Regions from separate parts of the Homo sapiens genome. Here all the other regions are linked to region 1. Evidence: chromatin loops called from intact Hi-C (ENCODE). Cell type or tissue: PC-9. All regions are shown on one strand. Region 1 overlaps LDLRAP1 (low density lipoprotein receptor adaptor protein 1). Region 2 has its middle 38 kb from the start of LDLRAP1. Region 3 overlaps MAN1C1 (mannosidase alpha class 1C member 1).

What was found. Peaks named below come from ENCODE experiments on the same cell type or tissue, not always from the same donor. Only the 100,000 strongest peaks of a DNase experiment are listed, where the experiment ranks them.
Region 2: a loop joins it to region 1, with 10 times the contacts of the local background. A loop is called at or near these places in 9 of 110 quality-filtered maps.
Region 3: a loop joins it to region 1, with 3 times the contacts of the local background. A loop is called at or near these places in 2 of 110 quality-filtered maps.

What each region holds. Positions count from the first base shown.
Region 1 is chr1:25,564,544-25,572,543 of GRCh38, reverse strand. It overlaps LDLRAP1 (low density lipoprotein receptor adaptor protein 1), which reads right to left. Exons shown (of 9, transcript NM_015627.3): 8 at 7,337-7,371; 9 at 3,658-5,696. The coding sequence ends at 5,552. Among named protein-coding and RNA genes, the nearest start is that of LDLRAP1, 25 kb to the right of the region's middle. RefSeq lists enhancers at 3,581-4,304, 4,305-5,029, 5,030-5,753. In PC-9, a CTCF peak has its summit at 4,072 (motif pointing right); DNase peaks (open chromatin) are centred at 3,513 and 3,973; H3K4me3 peaks cover 1,073 bases; H3K27ac peaks cover 3,535 bases.
Region 2 is chr1:25,502,104-25,510,103 of GRCh38, reverse strand. No RefSeq gene overlaps it. Among named protein-coding and RNA genes, the nearest start is that of LDLRAP1, 38 kb to the left of the region's middle. RefSeq lists enhancers at 2,694-3,603, 5,909-6,474, 6,475-7,042. In PC-9, CTCF peaks have their summits at 5,905 and 6,104 (motif pointing left); a DNase peak (open chromatin) is centred at 6,183; H3K4me3 peaks cover 841 bases.
Region 3 is chr1:25,705,359-25,713,358 of GRCh38, reverse strand. All of the region lies in intron 2 of MAN1C1 (mannosidase alpha class 1C member 1), which reads right to left. Among named protein-coding and RNA genes, the nearest start is that of SELENON, 91 kb to the left of the region's middle. RefSeq lists enhancers at 3,810-4,785, 4,786-5,761, 5,762-6,737, 6,738-7,713. In PC-9, no CTCF peak of the experiment used is centred here; DNase peaks (open chromatin) are centred at 4,858 and 5,538; H3K4me3 peaks cover 686 bases; H3K27ac peaks cover 1,956 bases.

The sequences.
Region 1 (8,000 bases):
TCTCCCAGCATTAACATTCTAGAATCTCACTTTGAAGACAGCATGAAAACCAAGATCTTGGTTGGGGCAGAGGGTGGACCACACAACATTTTACCAAACCAGGCTGGGCATGCCATGCCATCGGCTGTGTGTGACGGAGACCCAGAGTGCCTAAGCCCAGTGCACCCAGTGCACACTGGGGAGCTGTCACAGGAAGGGTCTGACAGCCGGCAAAGTGGACTCCCAGGCTGCAGGGACTCCAGCGCTGCCTGCTGAGCCAGGGCTGCCCTTTCTCACAGCTCTCATGGGAGCCAGGCTGTTCTCCCCTCCTGATGAACTGACTCACTGATGGCCACTCTGTGCCAGGTGCTAGGCTGGGCACTGAGGCCATGGGGCAAATCAGACAGGCATGTCCTCAGGGAGCTCCCAGGCTAGCACATGCAGTCGCCAACCATTCTACCCTTCCTTTGATGCCCAGCAGGAATATGCCCCTCTTCTAAGAGCCTGACCTGGCTTCCCCAGCTGCCATACCTCAGCTCTGACTTCCAATGTCCCGCTGGCCTACTGCAAGCCCAGCTCATGCCCGGGGACTTTCCAGGGCACCATGAACTATAACCCCTGGACTGCGAGGGGGTCAAGAGCAGCTGTGCCTCAGTCACCCTGAGACAGGCCGTGCTGGGGCTCAGCAGGTGCAGTCAGAATTGCTGTCTGGCAACAAGGATTCATGACACAGCCCACATCTGTCCTGGCCACAAACGCACCATCTGATCCAGTACCTCTGTGCTGGACACTTGGCTAAGGTTACTCTGGGCTGGGTTCAGAAGTTCCTAAGCAAGCAAGGTCATCCTGATTTGCCAATGTCCCAAGTGACCTGCAGAGGCAGGGCCACCCAGCACAGTGGGGAACACACTGGCTCTGAGTCCCAGGCCTGCCTCCTAATAGCTGTGTGAGGCTGGCTGATCATGTAACCGCCACAGGCCTTGGTATCATCATCTCTAAAATGGGCTAACAATACGTGCAAGCACAGGGGCCGTGCAGCAGCTTAAACTAGCTGGTACGTGTGGATGCTGCTGGTGTTCAAGATGTGCACCCTCCTTCCTGCCCTTCCGAGGCTGGCATTCACCTCCCAGAGGAAGGCTTCCTTCTCTGAGGGGCACCAATGCTCACTGTGGGCCCCACTGGCAGGCTGAGCAGTGCCACTGGGGACAAAGCAGGGTCTCAATGCAATGAGACATACCCCTGTGGAGTTCTAAACTAGGCATGTCCAGAGAAGTGGCCCCAAAGGGCAGCCACTGGGGAAGAGGTGGGATCTGCTCTGGTGTCTAGCTAGGAAGTCAGCCTCTGCCTGTGGAGACACCCACTGGCCAGCAGCTTCCAGTGTCTTCCGTGGTAGCTGGGGCTGCTGGCGAGGCAGAGCAGGGCACACCAGGTCGGTTGGGGTTTGCCTTGATCTGCACGGAGAGGCACTGTGCAGTGGAAATCCGGAGCGCTGGGGTCAGAGAGCAGGGTTCAAATCCCAGATCCCCGAGTGGATGTGAGACTTTGGTCAACTTGTTGATCCTCCTTCACCCTCAGCTGCCTCATCAGGAAAATGGGACTAGGACCACCTACCTGGTAGCATGTGAGGTTGCAAGGACTAGTATCACCAGTGTTAGGTGCAAAAGACCTAACAGGCCCAAGGGTTACTTTATTTTTATTTTTATTTTGAGAAGGAGTCTCATTCTGTCGCCCAGGCTGGAGTGTAGTGGCCCGATCTCGGCTCACTGCAAGCTCCACCTCCTGGGTTCATGCCATTCTCCTGCCTCAGCCTCCCAAGTAGCTGGGACTACAGGCGCCCGCCACCACGCCTGGCTAATTTTTTGTATTTTTAGTAGAGACGGGGTTTCACCGTGTTAGCCAGGATGGTCTCGATCTCCTGACCTCGTGATCCGCCTGCCTCGGCCTCCCAAAGTGCTGGGATTACAGGTGTGAGCCACTGCGCCCGGCCGGGTTACTTCTTAATATACAAACGGGCACCTCCTCTGATGAGCACCTGGGAATGGCCGGAGGAAGACCAGGCCCCAAGCCAGCCCCCCAGATGTGAATCTGCCCCTATTCCCTAGCCAGGCTTGTTGAAAAGTCCCCAGATGTACATGGGATGGGATCTCTTCCTGGGAGAGCAGACCCCAACATCCACCCAGTGAAGCTGAAAGTCACGTCAAATCTGAAAGGCGACTTTGTTCTCCCTGGCTTCATCCCTTATGCATGAAAGAGCAGACGGCTGGCGCTCAGGATTCATAATCCGAGACATCCGGAGACTAAAGACATTGGCCAAATTTAAACCGAAAGATAAACTTGTTGGGTGTCTTTTCAGATTATGAGGGAAAGAAGAAAGGGGAGGATTTCTTAGTCATCCATGAACCACTGAGAATTCACAGGGAGTCAGCCTGATGCTGATATGAGGGCTCTGCCTCTGGGTTCTGGACGCTTAAAATACCAGTTTCAAAGGGATAAAGAGATACATGTCCAAGTGGACCCCCACAAGCCACAGCTGAGGGGCAGAGGCCTGGGGAATCTCCGGAGAGTGGCTGAAAGAACCTGAAGAGAGTGGCCTTTCTGTGAGGGTCACCGCACAGGTCAACAGGTGGTCTCGGGCAGCATATGGCCAGACTGGGCTCCTGGGAAGCCAGGACATGGCGGGGTAAGGGCCACACAGGTTGGCGGCTCAGCTGTGGCCCCGCCCAGCACTTGAAGCACAGCTGCCTTCCTCTCCCAGCCCAGTGTCCTCAGCAGTAACGGGAGCTAATGCCATCTGCCATCTGCGCTCAGCACAACCGTTGCAATATGGTGCAGAGCTCAGCACAACACCCGGCACATAGTAAGAGCTCAGTTAACACTGGTTGCTAACTATTTTACTTTACCATTTTTAGACATATTGAGTTCCAGTTGCCTTTGGTTCTGAGATAACCTGAATGCACAAGTGTTCTACCAACAATGTGATGATGGTCACCACTGAGTCACACAAAACCCAGGGTGGTAAAAAGCGGGGAGGTCATTGCACCATTTTCACAGACGGGAAAATCAAGGCTCAAGAGGTGACTGATCAAGTGTCACAGCCTCCAAGTGGCAGAGCTAGGGCTAGACCCTGAGTCTCTCAAGACACTGAAATACTTCCCACCATCCCCCAACACACCCAAACCACACATCCTGAGTTCATCTGGGCCACGCCTGGACCCCTGTCCCCAGTACTGAGACCCAGGCCCAGTCCACGTTCAGCCCGGAGCAAGTCTGTGGAATGATAAAGTGTTGCGGATCCAAAAAGTGATGGAAATAATGGACATCCTCTCTGTGGAAAACGCCCACGTGGACACGTACACAACCTCATGCACACTGCAGGGGACTCACAGCCTGGCCACAGTCCCCCGCCGGGGCTCTCAGACGCTTCAGCCGATGCACCAGATCCCTGGTGTAGCCTCCATGAGTCATCCAGAGGTGACCTCATCACACACACACCCAGCTGCTGGGTGAAAAGGGGGCCCCACTGGGCCTTCAACCCCAGGAACCTAAGACCATCACCCCCACTCAGTGCTGCCCCTGGGCACGCGGCCCCACCCAGCCTGTGGTCACTGCTGCTGCCATCCCCAAAGGGCAGGAGCCGCCGGACGCTGCCGCCAGTCTACTCCACCTGATGAGCGTTGCTTGAGTTTCAAAACGAGAACATTTATTATTTGTTTTTTCCTCATTAAAGTTTCACAAATAAAGCACAGCAAGACTTGTCTGCAGACACACAGGAGGCACACGGACAGCCCGTCAACCAGAGATGGAGACGAAGGCCAGCGTGGCTCTCACAGGGCAGCGCTTCTCAGAACCCCTGGCCCCCCTCGTGCCAAGGCTGGCCTGTGTCAGGCCTCGCCCACGCCGCCTTATGACAAATAGAGGCCGGTGCCAAGGAGGTGGCTACAGAGCAGGGGCAAGGAAGTTATCCTCATGTTCTGATAATGACCCTGCAAATCCCACCCCACCCTCAGGCACCTCCGTCTAAGGTGTCCGGTTACTCCAGGTAAGGAGGTTCCCAGGAGGGCCGTGTTTTCCCTAGGGCTGATGAAACTTGCTCCGACAAGCCAGGCCACTGGGAGGCACCTCAGGATGGAAAAGATGCTGGAGGCTTTGCTGGCTTTCAGGATGCCGGGAGCCCCACGGGGGCAAAAGGGGAGGAAGGAAAGCGATTCTAAAGACAGATTGCTGCTGGTCTGTCCCGACCCAGGGTCACAGTGTCAGCAAAGAGAACAGCATGATTCTGACAGGGTTGGATTTTGTTTCACCCTCGGAATGAGCAGACTTCAAACACTTGCATTTTCACGGAAATCAACAAGAGAGACAGCTAGCAGGACACGAGGCTCCTGCCAGTTCTGTGTGGAAAGGCACCAGATGGTTTGTTATGAAACACATTTTGGTCAGAAAATAGCTGGGGTTTTTTGGTTCCTGGGAGGACAACAAAGCTAGAAGAAAAGGAGGTGTGAGTTGCGTGAGGAGGAGGCAGAGAAGAAAGCAGCTTTGGCATCAGACCTGGGTTCTACTCTTCACTCTACCCCTCCACGCTTGAGGCCTGTTTCCTCATCTGTAAAGTGGTCATAGAATATTTCCAAATAAATCTAGGTGTCAGGTTTCACACATCATCCCAGGAAGTATGGGGAGGCGGGGCGCAGACACTCAAACGGACACACAGAAACCAGAGGAAGAGCACAGCCTTGCGTGGAGGGGAGAAGGCAGGCAGGGGCCCGACGGAGGGCGGTCACAGAGATGATCCCCGTGTCAGTCCCTGGGAGCAGGGAGCAGCCAGTTACACTGGTTCCAAGCACAGGTGGAGACCATCCACGGGGACCTTGGGCCCCTTCTCCTGGAGGAAGGGCAGAAGGAAAGCTGGACTCAATGCAGCACCATGGAGGAGCCCTCAGGGTCACACCTGCTGTTAATGCTTTAAAGTGCCAAGCTGTATCGTCTTTGGTCAGGAGCTGCCCCTTAGTCTCTAAGAGCCTGGGGTCCAGGGCTCAAACCCCCGCCTGCTGGGCCCTGAGGAAGCAGAGCAGGAGGACACATTCCCCTTCTGCGGCTGTGGGTGCTCTCCTGTGCTGGGGGGTGGGGGGAAAAATCACTGAAATCCAACAGCTTTCAGGAAGCAGGATGCCCCCAGGGAAATTTGGGTCCTTAGAAAGAGAGAAGGGACTAGAAATGCTTTGGTCACAGTCCTGATACCCACAGCCAGGGCAGAGCTTGCTCCAGGAGAGCAAGCGGGAGCCGATTACAGCACTGCACATGTCACGCAGCAGGAGACGTGCCTGACGCAGACTGGCTTCTGAGCATAAGCCAGAAGTCACTGAATAAATATTCAAGGCATCTTTTGGTTCTCAGAGAAAGAGCAGGGCTTAAAAGAAAAATCTCTCCCCTGCCTGACTGGCTGCAGCTCTGATCTTCAGGCTGACAATGCTGAGGGCTGGGAGAGGTGGCAGGCGGGCCCCAGAACTGGCTCCCCCGCAGCAGGTGGCTTTGGTCCATCACGTGTCAGGGCCGCTTGTGTCCGGCTGGCCCCGGGCCCTCAGAAGCTGAAGAGGTCATCCTGCTCTGTGCCGCTGCTGTCAGGCTTGTCCCAGTCGACAGGCGAGAGGCACTGGGCGTAATGCATGTCCTGGGCTGTCAGGCCAGTGTCCAGGACCTGAGGGTTTGTCCGAGACTGGGCAAGCCTGGAAGGCAGAGCTGTGTGAGCCGAGAGCCTGGGTGAGGGCTGGCGCGCCCCAGGGTCAGACGCGAGGGGGCACCAGTGGGGAACAGCAGGGCACATGGCCCAAGAAGGAAGCCCCCGGTGCAGGGGAGGTGGAGTAACCTCAGATCAAAGCACCTCCCCTTGAGAGTCAAACAGCTCAGAAAAGTCAGGGGCAGCCAGCGGTGCACCCACCCCCGGGAGAGGCCAGAGCACCCACTCTGTGCCCCAGCTCAGTCAGGACATGCCCAGGAAAGAGGAGAAGGGGCTGGTAAAGGGAGCAGCGGGGGTGGGGGTGGGGTGGGGAACAAGCTGTGGGAGGGAACACGGAAGATTCTTTGGCTATAACTGTGTCAACACCGTGCTGTTCGAAAAATAAATTTACAAAGGGAGACAACCTACATGTCCAAAAGAATAGGGGAGAGTCAAGTAAATTATAGCAGCTTCCCTTAAGAGAATGTTAGGCAGTCAATGGAAGAGGTGTTTACGAGGAGCTTTTAACAGCCTGGAGCAATGCTTCTGACACATCGCTGTTAAGTGAAAAATCAGGATCCCAAAATGCAAATACGATGAGCTGATCAATGCAAAATAATGTATATGTATAGGATTAGCATGAATTAAGCCCAAAACTCTGGGCTGTGGGATTACAGGATGGTGTTACTTTCTGTTTAATGCTTTGCTGATTTTCAAAATTGTTAATAAAGGGCACATGATGCTCAAAATAATGTGGAGAAAGCAAACAAAAGATTTTCTTCAGAGGGCAGGTGTCGTCAGCCAGTGAGGCAGGGAAGGTGTCACTGTCGCCCTCGCCCCAGGCTGGACCAAGGGGTTTCCACTAGTCCCTGGCAAGAAGGAGGCAAGGAAGAGGAAGGAGGAGGCAGGAGGGCAAAGACCCTGACTCTGTCCCCACCCGCTGGACCAAAAATCGCTGACTCCAACCCCAAACAAAGCCCCTGATGTGGGAGGGCTGTAGGAGGCTGCTGAGGGTCTCAAGTGAGAAAGGGAGGCCTGACAGACGGGGACCCAGGGCTCGGAACCCTGACCTGCCCAGGCCTCTCCTCAGCCACAGCCTTCTCAGTGGCATGTCCCCAAGCTGCAGGGGGCCACAAGGATGGCCCCTGGGAAAACGGGGAAATGCCACCAAAGGCTATACCAAAACACCTCCTCACTGTGCCTGACCTTCCCTGCTATGGAACGCTTCACGAGCTTCATTAAACACTTTCTCCCTTCCCCTGTTCATAAACACAGACCTGTGGAGGGAGCAAAGCCTGTAAAAAAAAAAAAAAGCCCATTTTTGAAGGCCACGCCTCCTCAAGTCGGAGGAAATCAACTTGAGCTGCAGTGTGTTTCGCTCACCTCAGACTGCGGCAGAGCAGCCACCAGGAATAGTTTTTGACTCAACAGTAAGAACTTTCTAACAGCTCTGGACAACGCTGGAAGGGGTTTCCTCCCCAGTGAGCTCCCTGCCCCTGGAAGCATTTGAGTGGAGGGATGGGACTGTTGCTCTGGAGGGGGTCTGAGTGGCTTGTGTTCTTAATCAGGGGAAAGGTCCCCAGGAGAAAGGGCAGCAGGGCCAGCCCACGCACACCAGGCCCCCTACCCAGCACAGGAAGCTAGCATTACCTCGAAAACGCTTCATCCAGGCCATCATCCAGCTCCTTGGGGAAAACAAAGCAGGAGATAAGAACTATGTTTGGGGGAGCCCATGCTCACAGCTGGGGCTTGTCCCAGCCCTGGGTAAGCTACAGGGACTCAGGACACAAGCTCAGGGTGGGCGCCTGGAGGCACGGCCTCAGGCAGGCCTCCTGCCTGGGTGCATCGCCAGCATCTCAGCCCAAGGACCCAAAGCTGGAGACGTGGGAGAGGAGAAAGGCCATGTCCCAGGGTGTCTGGAGACCCAGGTGGGTTCAGTGCCCTGGTCCATGCTACCTGCCCGTGAGACCTTGGGCAAGTCACTGCTCCACGTTGAAACTCAGCTTTTCCTTCAATAAGAGGAGGGCATTGGACCTGATGACTTCTATGGCTTTCAAATTCCAAAAGGAAGAGGGTGGGGAAGGGAGTTTTCTTGCCTTCATTTACTTCCAAAAGCCAAGCCAAAATTCCAAGTTCATGAGGGATAACTGATGCCAGGAGTCCCACAGCCTCAGCAGAAAAGCGACAGGTGAGGTCCCTCCATGGCCTTCTGGTGAGGATGGGCAAGTGGCAAGGGTGGTTCCCAAACAGCAGAGAACAGGCTCGAGGGACACCAGGGGAGCCCCCAGTACCCAGATTTTTAAAAATTAAAGAG
Region 2 (8,000 bases), 62 kb after region 1:
GTGAATCCATCTGGTCCTGGACTCTTTTTGGTTGGTAAACTATTGATTATTGCCACAATTTCAGCTCCTGTTATTGGTCTATTCAGAGATTCAACTTCTTCCTGGTTTAGTCTTGGGAGACTGTATGTGTCGAGGAATTTATCCATTTCTTCTAGATTTTCTAGTTTATTTGCGTAGAGGCGTTTGTAGTATTCTCTGATGGTAGTTTGTATTTCTGTGGGATCAGTGGTGATATCCCCTTTATCATTTTTTATTGTGTCTATTTGATTCTTCTCCCTTTTTTTCTTTATTAGTCTTGCTAGTGGTCTATCAATTTTGTTGATCCTTTCAAAAAACCAGCTCCTGGATTCATTAATTTTTTGAAGGGTTTTTTGTGTCTCTATTTCCTTCAGTTCTGCTCTGATTTTAGTTATTTCTTGCCTTCTGCTAGCTTTTGAATGTGTTTGCTCTTGCTTTTCTAGTTCTTTTAATTGTGATGTTAGGGTGTCAATTTTGGATCTTTCCTGCTTTCTCTTGTGGGCATTTAGTGCTATAAATTTCCCTCTACACACTGCTTTGAGTGTGTCCCAGAGATTCTGGTATGTTGTGTCTTTGTTCTCGTTGGTTTCAAAGAACATCTTTATTTCTGCCTTCATTTCATTATGTATCCAGTAGTCATTCAGGAGCAGGTTGTTCAGTTTCCATGTAGTTGAGCAGTTTTGAGTGAGATTCTTAATCCTGAGTTCTAGTTTGATTGCACTGTGGTCTGAGAGATAGTTTGTTATAATCTCTGTTCTTTTACATTTGCTGAGGAGAGCTTTACTTCCAAGTATGTGGTCAATTTTGGAATAGGTGTGGTGTGGTGCTGAAAAAAATGTATATTCTGTTGATTTGGGGTGGAGAGTTCTGTAGATGTCTATTAGGTCCGCTTGGTGCAGAGCTGAGTTCAATTCCTGGGTATCCTTGTTGACTTTCTGTCTCGTTGATCTGTCTAATGTTGACAGTGGGGTGTTAAAGTCTCCCATTATTAATGTGTGGGAGTCTAAGTCTCTTTGTAGGTCACTCAGGACTTGCTTTATGAATCTGGGTGCTCCTGTATTGGGTGCATATATATTTAGGATAGTTAGCTCTTCTTGTTGAATTGATCCCTTTACCATTATGTAATGGTCACTCAGGACTTGCTTTATGAATCTGGGTGCTCCTGTATTGGGTGCATATATATTTAGGATAGTTAGCTCTTCTTGTTGAATTGATCCCTTTACCATTATGTAATGGCCTTCTTTGTCTCTTTTGATCTTTGTTGGTTTAAAGTCTGTTTTATCAGAGACTAGGATTGCAACCCCTGCCTTTTTTTGTTTTCCATTTGCTTGGTAGATCTTCCTCCATCCCTTTATTTTGAGCCTATGTGTGTCTCTGCACGTGAGATGGGTTTCCTGAATACAGCACACTGATGGGTCTTGACTCTTTATCCAATTTGCCAGTCTGTGTCTTTTAATTGGAGCATTTAGTCCATTTACATTTAAAGTTAATATTGTTATGTGTGAATTTGATCCTGTCATTATGATGTTAGCTGGTGATTTTGCTCATTAGTTGATGCAGTTTCTTCCTAGTCTCGATGGTCTTTATATTTTGGCATGATTTTGCAACGGCTGGTACTGGTTGTTCCTTTCCATGTTTAGCGCTTCCTTCAGGAGCTCTTTTAGGGCAGGCCTGGTGGTGACAAAATCTCACAGCATTTGCTTGTCTGTAAAGTATTTTATTTCTCCTTCACTTATGAAGCCTAGTTTGGCTGGATATGAAATTCTGGGTTGAAAATTCTTTTCTTTAAGAATGTTGAATATTGGCCCCCACTCTCTTCTGGCTTGTAGTGTTTCTGCCGAGAGATCCGCTGTTAGTCTGATGGGCTTCCCTTTGAGGGTAACCCGACCTTTCTCTCTGGCTGCCCTTAACATTTTTTCCTTCATTTCAATTTGGTGAATCTGACAATTATGTGTCTTGGAGTTGCTCTTCTCGAGGAGTATCTCTGTGGCGTTCTCTGTATTTCCTGAATCTGAACGTTGGCCTGCCTTGCTAGATTGGGGAAGTTCTCCTGGATAATATCCTGCAGAGTGTTTTCCAACTTGGTTCCATTCTCCCCATCACTTTCAGGTACACCAATCAGACGTAGATTTGGTCTTTTCACATAGTCCCATATTTCTTGGAGGCTTTGCTCATTTCTTTTTATTCTTTTTTCTCTAAACTTCCCTTCTCGCTTCATTTCATTTATTTCATCTTCCGTTGCTGATACCCTTTCTTCCAGTTGATTGCATCGGCTCCTGAGGCTTGTGCATTCTTCACGTAGTTCTCGAGCCTTGGTTTTCAGCTCCATCAGCTCCTTTAAGCACTTCTCTGTATTGGTTATTCTAGTTATACATTCATCTAAATTTTTTTCAAAGTTTTCAACTTCTTTGCCTTTGGTTTGAATGTCCTCCCGTAGCTCAGAGTAATTTGATCGTCTGAAGCCTTCTTCTCTCAGCTCGTCAAAGTCATTCTCCATCCAGCTTTGTTCCGTTGCTGGTGAGGAACTGCGTTCCTTTGGAGGAGGAGAGGCGCTCTGCGTTTTAGAGTTTCCAGTTTTTCTGTTCTCTTTTTCCCCATCTTTGTGGTTTTATCTACTTTTGGTCTTTGATGATGGTGATGTACAGATGGGTTTTTGGTGTGGATGTCCTTTCTGTTTGTTAGTTTTCCTTCTAACAGACAGGACCCTTAGCTGCAGGTCTGTTGGAATACCCTGCCGTGTGAGGTGTCAGTGTGCCCCTGCTGGGGGTTGCCTCCCAGTTAGGCTGCTCGGGGATCAGGGGTCAGGGACCCACTTGAAGAGGCAGTCTGCCCGTTCTCAGATCTCCCGCTGCGTGCTGGGAGAACCACTGCTCTCTTCAAAGCTGTCAGACAGGGACATGTAAGTCTGCAGAGGTTACTGCTGTCTTTTTGTTTGTGCCCTGCCCCCAGAGGTGGAGCCTACAGAGGCAGGCAGGCCTCCTTGAGCTGTGGTGAGCTCCACCCAGTTCGAGCTTCCCGGCTGCTTTGTTTACCTAAGTGAGCCTGGGCAATGGTGGGCGCCCCTCCCCCAGCCTCGCTGCCGCCTTGCAGTTTGATCTCAGACTGCTGTGCTAGCAATCAGCGAGACTCCGTGGGCGTAGGACCCTCCGAGCCAGGTGCGGGATATAATCTCGTGGTGCGCAGTTTTTTAAGCCGGTCCGAAAAGCGCAATATTCAGGTGGGAGTGACCCGATTTTCCAGGTGTGTCCGTCAGCCCTTTCTTTGACTCAGAAAGGGAACTCCCTGACCCCTTGCGCTTCCCAAGTGAGGCAATGCCTCGCCCTGCTTCGGCTTGCGCACGGTGCACGCACCCACTGACCCGCGCCCACTGCCTGGCACTCCCTAGTGAGATGAACCCGGTACCTCAGATGGAAATGCAGAAATCACCCGTCTTCTGCGTCGCTCACGCTGGGAGCTGTAGACCGGAGCTGTTCCTATTCGGCCATCTTTCCTTTTTCCTCCTGGGCCTCTTTCATAGAGCCACCCTCATGACCTAATCACCCCCCAAAAGGCCTTGCAGGTGAGGATTTCAACATAAGGATTTTAAGGGTACACAAACATTCAGACCGCAAAAGGGCCCTGAATCTCCTTCCCTCAGCTAGTGTTCTCCAGCCCAAGATTCAGCCAAGGGGAGGACATATGACTCAAGTTTGGACTCTTTGTCTATATCAGTTTTTGCTCTGGTAACAAACAGCCCCCGAATCTCAGTGACTTAAGACCAGTAACACATATTTTTTGCTCCCACGTCTGAGGGCGGGCTTTGACATGGCTCACCTCTCACCCAGCTGTGGCCCCTCTCTGGGAGATGCTGTTCTCCCGCAGAGAGGAGCAAGAGGCTGATGTAAAGCACTCAGGTGCATTTCAGGCTGCCCACACCTGGCACACGTGATGCCCACTCACATTCCATTGACCAATGCAAGTTATATGGCCAACTTGGACGCTGAGTAGAGTGGGATGGATCAACCTCGCTGCAGGGATGGAGTGGATAATTGGGAGCAGTAGCACACATCTACCACCATCCCCCGACTTTGACTTGAGAAGCTGGGACATGGACTCACTCAGCCACGGGCCCTGCTGAGCAGCTCCTGCCTCCAAACTGCCCATGCTGGCTGGCTCCTGTCTTTCCCATATGGCCTCTTCAGCCCTCTCGACAGCCCCATATGTGCATGCCCCGTCTCTTTTCATTCAGTTCCTCTTTGGGCTTATACTGGCCGCAGTCAGCTTCTGTGGCTTGCAATAATAATAATTTAAAAAACCCTCATAAGCTGACACATAGTAACCACAAATTGGGGTGATGCTAGCAGAATTCCTTTTTGGAAACGAGAGGGCTAACAATTTATATTTGCAGACAGTGCGATAAATGTGGTTGACAAGGGGAATCCAGGACAAGGGCCTGGAAGGAAGCCCAGGGGCCAGAAGAAGAGACACGAGGGTCTCCACAGGGGAGGTGGGAAGACAGCAGAGACCAACTTTGCTCATATCTCCACTTGGCCAGCTAAAAACATTTGAAGTCCTAGCCCCAGCCCCAGCCCCCAGACACCTGCATGCATCCTCTGAGGTCCCAGGCCCCAGCAGGATGGAGGCTTCCTCTTACTCCCCTCTAGTTCCCAGTTTCTCAACCCTGACTGCATATTAGAAACCTCTGGGGAATTCAAACAAACAAAGCCCGGGTTCCTCCCCAGCCCAGTTAAATCAGGCGCTCTCAGGGTGGGCCCTGGCCATGGGCATTTTTAAGAGCTCCCCAGGTGACTCTAATGAGCAGCCAGGGTTGAGACCCACTGCCCCACTTCTCCTGAACTCTGCAGTGCGTGGAGAGGCCAAGGGACTGGGAGCAAAGCCAGAAACAGGAAAACGTAGGCACTTTACAGCCTTAGGTTCCTATTTAGCAGCTTCCAGACATATTTTGTTTGATCTGCAGATAATACATTTGAGCTAACATTTAAAAATTGGGAGATTTCACATTATCCAGATTCCTTTTGTTTTTGGTTGAAAAATCTCAAGTTCTGGCATCTCAGGGCTTCTGCAACACATGACTTACACAGATGACAGGCCGAGTCCTCACAGGTAACCATCTATTCCTCGGTCCTAAATCCCTTTCTTGAGCACTCGGCCAACTGTGATCCCACTAGACCCCTACGCCTAGGCAGATACCTCAGCAGGACCAACTGAGGGGCCAAGTGCCAGCTGGGGGCTTTCTCCTCACCCCACGCTGCTCACTCCAAGTTCCTCTTTGGGTTGGTTTTTATTATTTTGGAGTTGTTGTTTTGGCTTTTAGTCACATTTAAAATGTGTTTTAAAAATCATTTTTTTGTTATATGAATTTTAGATAATTTGGAATATACAGTAAAGTATAAAGAAGAAAATGAAAATCACCTATCATCTTAACTGCCTTTTGGGTTCTGAATACACAAAGATTCTACGATGTTCTGAAAGGAAGTCCCCACTTCAGTGTGATGGAAGCCCTGGAAGCCTCCAGTGGGAACCATTTGTTCCATTGCTTTTTTCCTTTTTTTTTTTTTTTTTTTTTTTTGAGACAGAGTCTCACTTTGTCACCCAGTCTGGAATGCAGTGGTGTGGTCTCAGCTCACTGCAGCCTTGACCTCCCAGGTTCAAATGATCCTCCCACCTCAGTCCCCCAGATAGGTGCGACTATAGGCACACTACCACACCCAGCTAATTTTTGTATTTTTAGTAGAGATGGGTTTCCCCATGTTGCCCAGGCTGGTCTTGAACTCCTGAGCTCAAGCGATTGGTCCACCTCAGCCTCCCAGAGTGCTGGGATTACAGGCGTGAGCCACCCTACCCAGCCTGTTCCATTTCTTAAAAGTCAGGACATTCAACACTTTCAAAAGGCTGATCCATCTGACCTTTAATATTTGTCAGAGACAGACTCTGAGAACCCACCTTATTTTTTAGATCTGCATTTCTTCCTAATACATAATAACAAAAATTACAACTAGAAAGAAATCTTTTGGAAAGAACCTCTGCTGGGTGGCAGGCGGGGAGCTGGCAGCTGGAGGTGAAACAAGACCTCTGGCTCAGGTTGCATGTGCCCTCTGGTGGCAGCTGGGGGGTGGCTTTGGGCAGGGCTGTGTCAGCCCTCACGCTCAAGCCAGTGGTTCTCAAGGTGGGGCCCAGCCTCACTTGGGAATGTGTTAGAAATGCAGTTTTTCAGGCCCACCCCCAGACCTCATGAATGAGAAACTCTGGGGTGGGACCCAGTAATCTGTGTTTTCGCAGGTGACTTCAGGCTGTTCTGGTGAACAAGTTTGAGAATGATTGTTCTAAGGAAGTATGGGCCTGGTACTGGAGAAATGTGCCAACACGGCCTAGGGCTCCAGGAGCAAAACCCTGTCCTCCGTGCAGAGGAGGACAGGGAAGGGAACGGCGAAGAACAGGATCCAGGATATGCTGGTGCCAGGCCAAACGTGGCTCATGGAGGTCCCTGCCCACACTCACCTGCACCTCCCTCTCAACCCGAAGGCTGCAGAGCTGGGAAGCGGGCAGAATGGACCTCTCTCAGAGCAACCGGTCCAGGCTCCTTCGGACGGGGTTTAAAAGGCCCTGCCACGTGTGTGAAGCTAAATCTGGGATTCTTAGGAGAAAAATCAGGGTATCACAACAGAGTGGTCCCAGAACCCTAGAAAGCCCATCCTGAGGGGAAATAAGACTTGAACCTCAAGCAAAGACAGGAACCAAAAGCAAACGTTGAGATGGAACAAACAGAAACACTTAAAATATGCTCAAGGAGGGAGGAGAGAAAAGAAGTGTGGCCCCCTTGGTCAGATGGAAAGGAATTCTCTGAGACATTCAATCACCCAGATACCTTCCAGGAGGAAATGCTTTATAATTCAATTACTGTCAACAGAAAAAATCCCCACACTGACTCACAACGCAGCAGTACTGGCTCTTGTGGAAGTTGGTCTAAGGCTCCAGAGGGATGAAGCATGGACAGGCCCCCAGCAGGCCCCTGCTGCGAGGCTTCCAAGACAAGTGATTGTTCGCAGCACATCTAGCTGGTAAAGACATCTTTTTGCACCTGGCTAAATCAAGCAGGAGTTTGTAGAGAAAATCTGACAAAAAAGCAAGGTTTCAGACAGGCAGATGGGAGATGTCATAGTAAATATGTTACTTCAAATTTATCCCTCTCCTTCTAGAAACAATTCTGTTTATACTTGTCATTCTAATAATACTATTACAGAGATGCTCTGATTCAGTCAAGACACGGTATTTCAGATTACATGTCTAATCTAAAACCTTAATCACTCAATAAGTATTTACTGAATACCTACTATGTGGCAGTCATTGTTCTAGGTTTTGGGTTACAGCAGTAAATAAACAAAAATCTTTGCCCTCATAGAGCTTACATTCTAATGGTGAGGAAACGTAATAAACAAAATAAGTAAAAAGGAGTAAGGCTTAGAGTTCATCTTCTGCATGGCCTCTCATCATTAAACTCTTTTTTTTTTTTTTTGAGACAGAGTCTTCCTCTTGTTGCCCAGGCTGGAGTGCAGTGGCGTGATCTTGGCTCACTGCAACCTGCCTTCTGGTTTCAAGCGATTCTCCTGCCTCAGCCTCCCGAGTATCTGGGATTACAGGCACCCACCACCATGCCCAGCTAATTTTTATATTTTTAGTGGAGACAGGGTTTCACCATGTTGGCTAGGCTGGTCTCGAACTCCTGACCTCGTGATCTGCCCACCTTGGCCTCTCAAAGTGCTGGGATTACAGGCGTGAGCCACCACGCCCAGCCCAAATTTTTAATTCTAAATTTTCAAAACCTGTGTATCAGCTTTTTTCTGGACTAGAAGAGAGAGGGTGACAATGTTTAGAGTCTTCATGTTAGGAAAGTCAGCTCAGGATGGGGCTTCTAAAATAATATGCAACTGAATTACCCATTCACATCTTGTAAAATGCAGATTCAGATGGGTCTGGGCAAGAGC
Region 3 (8,000 bases), 140 kb before region 1:
GTCTGTTTCCTCATCTATAAAGTGGGTATGGCACCATCTCACCTGACTGTGATGAGGGTGCAATGTGGTAACACAAAAGCACCCAACACATCCCTCCATCTCCTTGTTCCCCACCCCCACCTCATTATGAGAGGACATGACATATAGTAGAAAGAGCACTGGACTGAGAGGCAGGCAGGAGGCCTGTGTGACCCCAGGCAAGTTATTTACCTCATCTGTAATGACCTCAGTTTCCCCATCTGTAATGGGAAAATGGGAAGACTAGTTCCTAACTCTGGCCAGCCTCAAAGGGGTAAGGTTAGAAGGATTATGCAAGAAGATTCATATCAAAGTATTTCTAAAATATAAAATATTGGACAACTGCATAGATGATCCTAGTATCTGAGGCAGTGGGGAGTTTAATCCCAAGTCAATATCAAAAGGCCACTGGCTTGGAAAGTATCTGAGAAAGTCCCTGGTAAATTTCATTCCATTCCAGCTGGGGTCTTGGCACTTGCATTTTCCTGAGCCCAGCCCCAGGGACCGTGGGAATCCACAGATCTGCAGGGATGAGACACAGCCGATGCCCACCGCCATGCAGGAGCCTAAGACCTACTAGGCTGAAAGTCACCCCAGGGCACTAAGCCAGGGAGGGTTGAAGCGGGTGGAAGATCATCAGGGAGAGAGTAGGTTTTCCTATTCGAGAAGTGAAAGGCGGTTTGAATGGCTGTCCTCCATGCCTTGGATTGTAGGTGGCATTTACTGCTCAAGGAGAAGGGACTCAAGACAGGTAAGCAGTTTCACAAAGACCTCTAAACATGCTAGAACCATCAGGATAGCTCACCTTTCTGCCACCTTTACAAACCCTCCCAACAGGCCAAGGCCCCTTCTCCCAGGAAGCCGCCCCAGATTACCAGCATGAGCCTATGTGCTCACTCACTTCTTCTGCTAGGCTGGGGCTGCTGTGGAAAGCTCCATAAGTGGCCCATCTCCTCTCCAGACCCTCCCTGAGAGCAGCCCACCCAGGGGCTTCCCCAGGGGCTTTACAGCAAGTGAAATCAACAAGGTGCCTAACGGGCACGTTAGTATGTGCAAACCACCCAAAAATGTCTTCTATAACTGGAGGTTAGACGTGGGGAGCCAGACAAAAGAGCTCCCCTGCCAAGACGCCGGCCGAGCATAGCAGAACGCTGGTTTGATCCAGTACTGTTACTTTCCACAAGATTCATTCATTACTTCTGCAGACATTTATTTAGCACCTACTATATGCCAACATTGAGGGCCTGGAGCTGCTGTTGTTATGACTGCAAAATAAGTAGGTGGCCCTGCTGGACTTTCCTAAACTCACCCAGCTTAGCTGGTCTTGTCGCCTCCTCTGTGGTCTGCATCAGGATGAGCAGGGCCTGGGCAGAGGGATGGCGCTCCCTGACACACTCACTGTGAGTCCATTTAAACAAACATTCCTGAAAGCTGTTTACACATCTCTTCTTAAAGACCAAATTTTTAAATTTCCCAATTCTGTCTCATGATCTGAATGAAAGGAATCTTTTAGTAAAATAAAGAAAGTATCCTCTTTCACACACAGGACAGCACGGCTTGCAAAGACTGATCACTTCCTCCCACCAAGACAAGCAGTGGCCTGGGCTGCGCACCCACGGAGGAGGGGAGGAAGTGGGGCCCGGGGCAGGCTTGCAGCACGCAGGGGAGGGGCGGGGCCGCAGGGAGGAGGGGCGGGGCCGCAGGGAGCAGGGCCTGGCACACAGTGGTGCTCAATACATGCAGAATGAGTGCTTCAATAAAAATATGTCCTTTAGTTCTGTCCTTTTGATCAAACGGAGCTGAGCTCAGCACCAACAGGGACCAGGTATCTGGTCCATTTATCTCAAACCCAGGAAAGGCATGTCCAGCTTTGGCCTGAGGAGATGAGAATTCAACTTCTTTCTCCCACACTGACCCATCCATGAGCGATTTGACTTTAGAGATGTCTGAGTGGGAAGGAGTCTGGTGTGATAGAAGGCAAAAATGTTCCTGGTGTCCTACTTCTCCCTGTAGCCCTGACTTTGGCCATGAGACTTAGCGGTTGTTCCCATCAAGAGATGGAGTCTCTCTCTTCACTCCTTGTGTCCAGGCTGGCCAATTAACTTACTCTGACCAACAGGATGCAGAGGAAGTGACTGTGTGCCAGTTCTGAGCCTAGGTCTTAAGAGACTGTGTGCTTCTGTCTGTTCTTTTGGACCCTATCTCTGCCATGAGAGAAGTCCAGGTCCACATGGAACAGAGCTGAGTCATCTAACCAAAGCCATCCTAGACCAATCCTGGCCTAGCTAAGACCCACAGACTCAAGAAATAATAAATGGTCTTTGTTTAAGCCATTAAGTTTCAGGGTGGTTTGTTACACAGCAACCGTTAGTTGATACAATGAGTTCAGCCTTCCAAACAAGTGAGGACCCCGAGGCCTAGAGAGGGGAGAGACCTTCCCTAAGACCACAGCTGCCAACGCAAGAGTCCAAGTAAGAAACCACTCACCCAGGGTCCCATCAACTATACTCAACCTTGACCTTTCTTTAAGAATTCATTGTTTTCATCTTTACTAAGTCATCAGCCTTCAGGTTCTGAACAAAGGGCAGCAGCAGGTACTTGAAGGTCACTGAGCAGCCACGACAAGGGAAAGTCTATCTCGCTATTTCCTATCCTGCTACCTCTGAGGTTCTAGAATCATGCTTCCAGAAAGCCACTGGGTCCCCGCAATTTACAACCAAGTGTTTCCATGAAAATCAAACCATAGTAGCCTTTCCCCACTCTGTAAAAAATTACAGAAATCAATAGGATTTTTAATATTAATAGTAATCTATAAAAGGTACTTAGAATAGCACTTGGCACACAGTACATGTTCAATAAATGTTAGCAACTATTATTATTAAGGTCTGTTCTGACACAGCTTTCTTAAACCTTTGGTGCCTGTTACCATTTGTCAGCCAGCAGGCAAGATGAATGAACAACAACAAGCACAGTGAACATTTACTGAATGCCTGGGCAGGCCAGGCTTTTACATATGACATTGCAGTTCATCTTCTCAACACTTGTTTGAGGTACCAACCCCATCTTACAGATGTGGAAACAGAGGCTCAGTGAGATTAATTTACCCAAGGTCAATAAATCTAGGAAGTGGCAGAGCAGGATTCCCACCCCAGCTGTCTGACCCATGCCAGTGGGAGAACAGCAATGATTACTCACCTCTGTTTTCTCCAGTGCTTAGCAGAGTATGGATTGAACAAAAATGCAGAATGAGTATATAAATAAACTTCCAGGGGCTCAACAAGAATATAGTGTTTCCAGCTGGGCTCAGTGGCTCATGCCTGTAATCCCAGCACTTTGGGAGGCCAAGGCAGGCAGATCGCCTGAGGTCAGGAGTTCGAGACCAGCCTGGCCAACACAGTGAAACCCTGTCTCTACTAAAAATACAAAAATTAGCTGGGCGTGGTTGCGGGCGCCTGTAATCCTAGCTACTCGGGAGGCTGAGGCAGGAGAATCGCTTGAACCCGGGAGGCAGAAGTTGCAGTGAGCCGAGACTATGCCACTGCACTCCAGTCTGGGCGACAAGAGTGAGACTCCATCTCAAAAAAATAAAATAAATAAATATAGATAGATAGATAGATAGATAGAGTTTCCTTCTGCTAGAAAGGCTAACGTTACGAAGACTGACAGTATCAGGCATTGGTGAGGAATCTTCATGCATTCCTCTACCCCTGCCACCCCAGGCCCTTGCAACTTAAAGGACATTTACTGTAACCAAGACGGCGGGGAGGCAATGCAGCCACATCTGATTAACACAACTGAATAGGGCTCACAGAGCCCTGGGTAAGAGCATGGGCTTTGGAGCTGGAGAGTTAGGGTGGACAAGAAACATCTGCGTGCCTGCCTCCCAGAACACTGGTTTGATTCAGTACTGTTACTTTTGACAGGACTCATTCATTGCTTCTGCAGACATTTATTGAGTACCTACTACATGCCAGCATTGAGGGCCTGGAGCTGCTGTTTTTATGACTGCAAAATAAGTAGGTGGCCCTGCTGGACTTTCCTAAACTCACCTAGCTTAGCCGGTCTTACTGCCTCCTCCGTGTTCTGCATCAGGTCTCTGAGTGTCCCTTCTCCTTGAGCAGTAAATGCCACCTACAATCCAAGGCATGGAGGACAGCCGTCTATACCGCCTTTCACTTCTCAAATAGGAAAACCTACTCTCTCCCTGATGATCTTCCACCCCCTTCAACCCTCCCTGGCTTAGTGCCCTGGGGTGACTTTCAGCCTAGTAGGTGTTAGGCTTCTGCATGGCGGTGGGCATCGGCTGTGTCTCATCCCTGCAGATGTATGGATTCCTGCGGTCCCTGGGGCTGGGCTCAGGAAAATGCAAGTGCCAAGACCCCAGTTGGAGTGGAATGAAATTTACCAGGGACTTTCTCAGATACTTTCCAAGCCAGTGGCTTTTTTTTTTCTTCTTTTGACAGCGTTTCGCTCTTGTTGCCCAGGCTGGAGTGCAGTGGTGCAATCTCAGCTCACTGCAACCTCCACCTCCCAGGTTCAAGTGATTCTCCTGCCTCAGTCTCCCAAGTAGCTGGGATTACAGGAGCGCAGCAACTGCCCAACTAATTTTTGTATTTTCAGTAGAGACAGGATTTCTCCACGTTGCCCAGGCTGGTCTCAAACTCCTGACCTCAGGTGATCCGCCTGCCTCGGCCTCCCAAAGTGCTGGGATTACAGGCATGAGCCACTGTGCCTGGCTGCAACTCCATCTTGAATAGGGACTGGGTAAAATGAAGCTGAGACCTACTGGGCTGCATTCCCAGGAGGTTAGGCATTCTTAGTCACAGGATGAGATGGGCGGGGGTAGCTGAAGATACAGGTCACAAAGACCTTGCTGATAAAACAGGCTATGGTAAAGAAGCTGGCCAAAGCCCACAAAAACCAAGATGGTGATGAAAGTGACCTCCCATTGTCCTCATTGCTCATTAGGCACTAATTATAATATATTAGCATGCTAAAAGGCACTCCCACCAGCGCCATGACTATTTATAAATGCCATGGCAACATCAGGAAGTTACCATATATGGTCTAAAAAAGGGAGGAACCCTCAGTTCAGGGAATTGCCCACCCCTTCCCTGGAAAACTCATGAATAATCCATCCCTTGTTTAGCATATGGTCAAGAAATAACTGTAAGTATATTCAGTCAAGCAGCCCAGGCTGCTGTTCTGCCTATGGAGTAGCCATTCTTTATTCCTTTACTTTCTCAATAAACTTACTTTCACTTTATGGACTCGCCCCAAATTCTTTCTTGTGTAAGGTCCAATGAACTTTCTCATGGGATCTGGATTGGGACCCCTTTCTGGGAACAAAAGGAGCAAACAGCTGCTCTCCTACAGCCAGTTCATGACTTCTGACAGGGTCCATCCTGGGGGTCCATCCCAGCCTCCCCCAGATAGGAACAGAAGCCACAATCCTTGCCCCAGGCAGTTCCTCATAGAGTGACTAAACAGAGGCTACAGGCCCTTCCTTTCTACTCCCAATATTTGTTTCCCACGCCTGCATCTTAACTGTTTGCAGCTGTCTTCCATTTGACAATTACAAGCAATGTAAATGCAGATCCAGGTCGGGTTTATCTCTGAAATCTCCAGGGCCTAATCCACTACTTGGATTTCTGTAGCGGTTCAACAGTGGCTCACTGAATGAACAAATGAATGAATGGTAAGTCCTGTCCAGTGGCTGGTTCATTGTACCAGGGACCCTGATGATAAGGAGGAAGAGGCGAAGTTGTTCAAGGTTACAGCAAAGCTCAGAGCAGAACAGAAGCTGACCTTCCCAACCTCAAGGCCTGAAGTAGCCTTTCCCAGTTGGTCTGCACCCTTTAAAAGCCCTCAAATGCATTTTCTCCTCCAGATCAAGTTACTTCAGAGGCAAACCAATTCTCTTGTTAAGTAAAAAGAATGTGAAAAGATTACGTATTGATTGCCTTCCTCCCTGGGTTTTACAGATAAAGCCCCCCTACCTGGGCTCTGCACAGAGCACTGATGGGCCAAGTGGCAGCTTGACGGTAAGTCCAGGGGCCAGCACTTTGAATGGTGTGATTTTAGTGCTTTGGAAATCTCTGCCTCGTGCTGATGGCTTTATACGTTGGCATTTCCGCTCCCTGAGTTTTAAAGAATAAGAAATCTGTGGCTGATCACATATTCAGCAACCAAGTGTACTTATTTGAAGACCCAAATTGCAGAAATAACTCATGTGATTAGTTGAATGAATATGAGTCTGGATCATCAAGCTCAATCTATGGATAAATCGGGAAGAGATAACTGGGCCAAGTGGAGGGCAAGCCCTCCCCATTCTGTCTCTTCTGCTGGACCAAGACATTCCCTGCAAGGCAACTAAGGTGGGAATCCTACAGCCCCTGCTGCTTGGAGATGGTATGCCCTATTCTGCCTGTGTACTGGAACCAGCCACACCCTGTTCCCCATGGCACAGGCAGCTGGAACTCTGATTATCCCCAAAGGACAGAGCCACTGACAAACAGCCAGGCCTAGTAGGGTCATGAGAGGAGGGCTCTGCTCTTACCTCTGGGCCACAAGCCTGTCTTAAGTGCTTGCAGGTGAGTAGTCTGTGCAAAACAGGTGGCCCGCTTCAGGGCCCTGGCCTTAGATTTGCCCAGTCTAGGGGCATTCTCACCAAGTAAATCACCCACATCCCCTGTCTAGCATTGTATCTCACTCAGCATTCTTCTTTTCCCAGAACACTCTCTGCTGAGGACTCAGACTCCCAGGCTGCCCTGCGCATGTCCAACTCTCCCTAGAATGGCCTGCAAGGATTCCCCCCCGCCAGAGTCCAGTCTCTGTAAAGAACCTGGTCTAGGGAGAGCACAGACTCTCCCAGCACAACTTGGCTGAGCCCCGACCAACACGCCCACAACTCCCCTAAGGCAGGTCTCCAGTGGCCACATGTTCCCGTCTCTGGATGGTTCCCTAGAAGGTACCTCCCAGGGACTGAGAATCCAGGAAGGGGTGCTAGATGCACATCTGGGTCATGTGGGACAATGCTTTGTGATCCTTCAGGCATGGCACAAACACTGCCGATTCTTCCTTCCCTGTTCCTGTTATGCAAGTGTGGGTGTGAGAGGACTCCAGGAGACCACAGGGTAAAGAGCTGGAAGAGAGGAAGCAAGGGACAGGCATCCTTATACCATGCAGCAAGGCTAAACAGACCTAACCTTTTGCATCAGAAGCTTCTGGGGTCAGAGAGCTTGGGTTCCAATACTGGCTCTGCAGTTTGCCAGCTGTGTGACCCCAAACAAGGTACCCAACCTCTCCATGACTCAGTTTCCTTATCTGTAAAATGTGGATATTTCTGTATAGAATCATGTGTAAGATTCAATAGATTATTTATTTATTTATTTATCTGACATAGGGTCTTGCTCTGTCACCGAGGCTGGAGTGCAGTGATGCAATCATAGTTCACTGCAGCCTCAAACTCCTGGGCTCAAGTGATCCTTCCACCTTAGCCTCTTGAATACCTAGGACTACTGGCATGTGCCACCATACCCAGCCAATTTTTAAATTTCTTGTAGAGACAGGGTCTCCCTAAGTCGTAGACTTTCCAGGTCTCCTGGCCTCAAATGATCCTCCTGCCTTGGCCTCCTAAAGTGTTGGTATTACAGGCGTGAGCCACCATGCCTGACTGATAATATACTTAAAGCCCTTAGCAGAGTGGCACGTGGTAAATGCTTGAAAATGTTAGCTAGTCCTGTTCTAAAAACTTATCCTAAGACAACACTAAGGCAAATGTGTAAAGATTAGTGACCCAAATTAAGACACTCATCTCACCAGTGCTTAGATTGGCCCAAAATCAGAAATAACCTAAATGTCCAGTAAATGCAATATAATAGACTATATAACAACAGTCCATCCATGTGATAGAATACTGGACAGCCATCGACTATGACACTTCAGGTGTTTACCATCTGACAGCTTCAGAAGATCCCAAA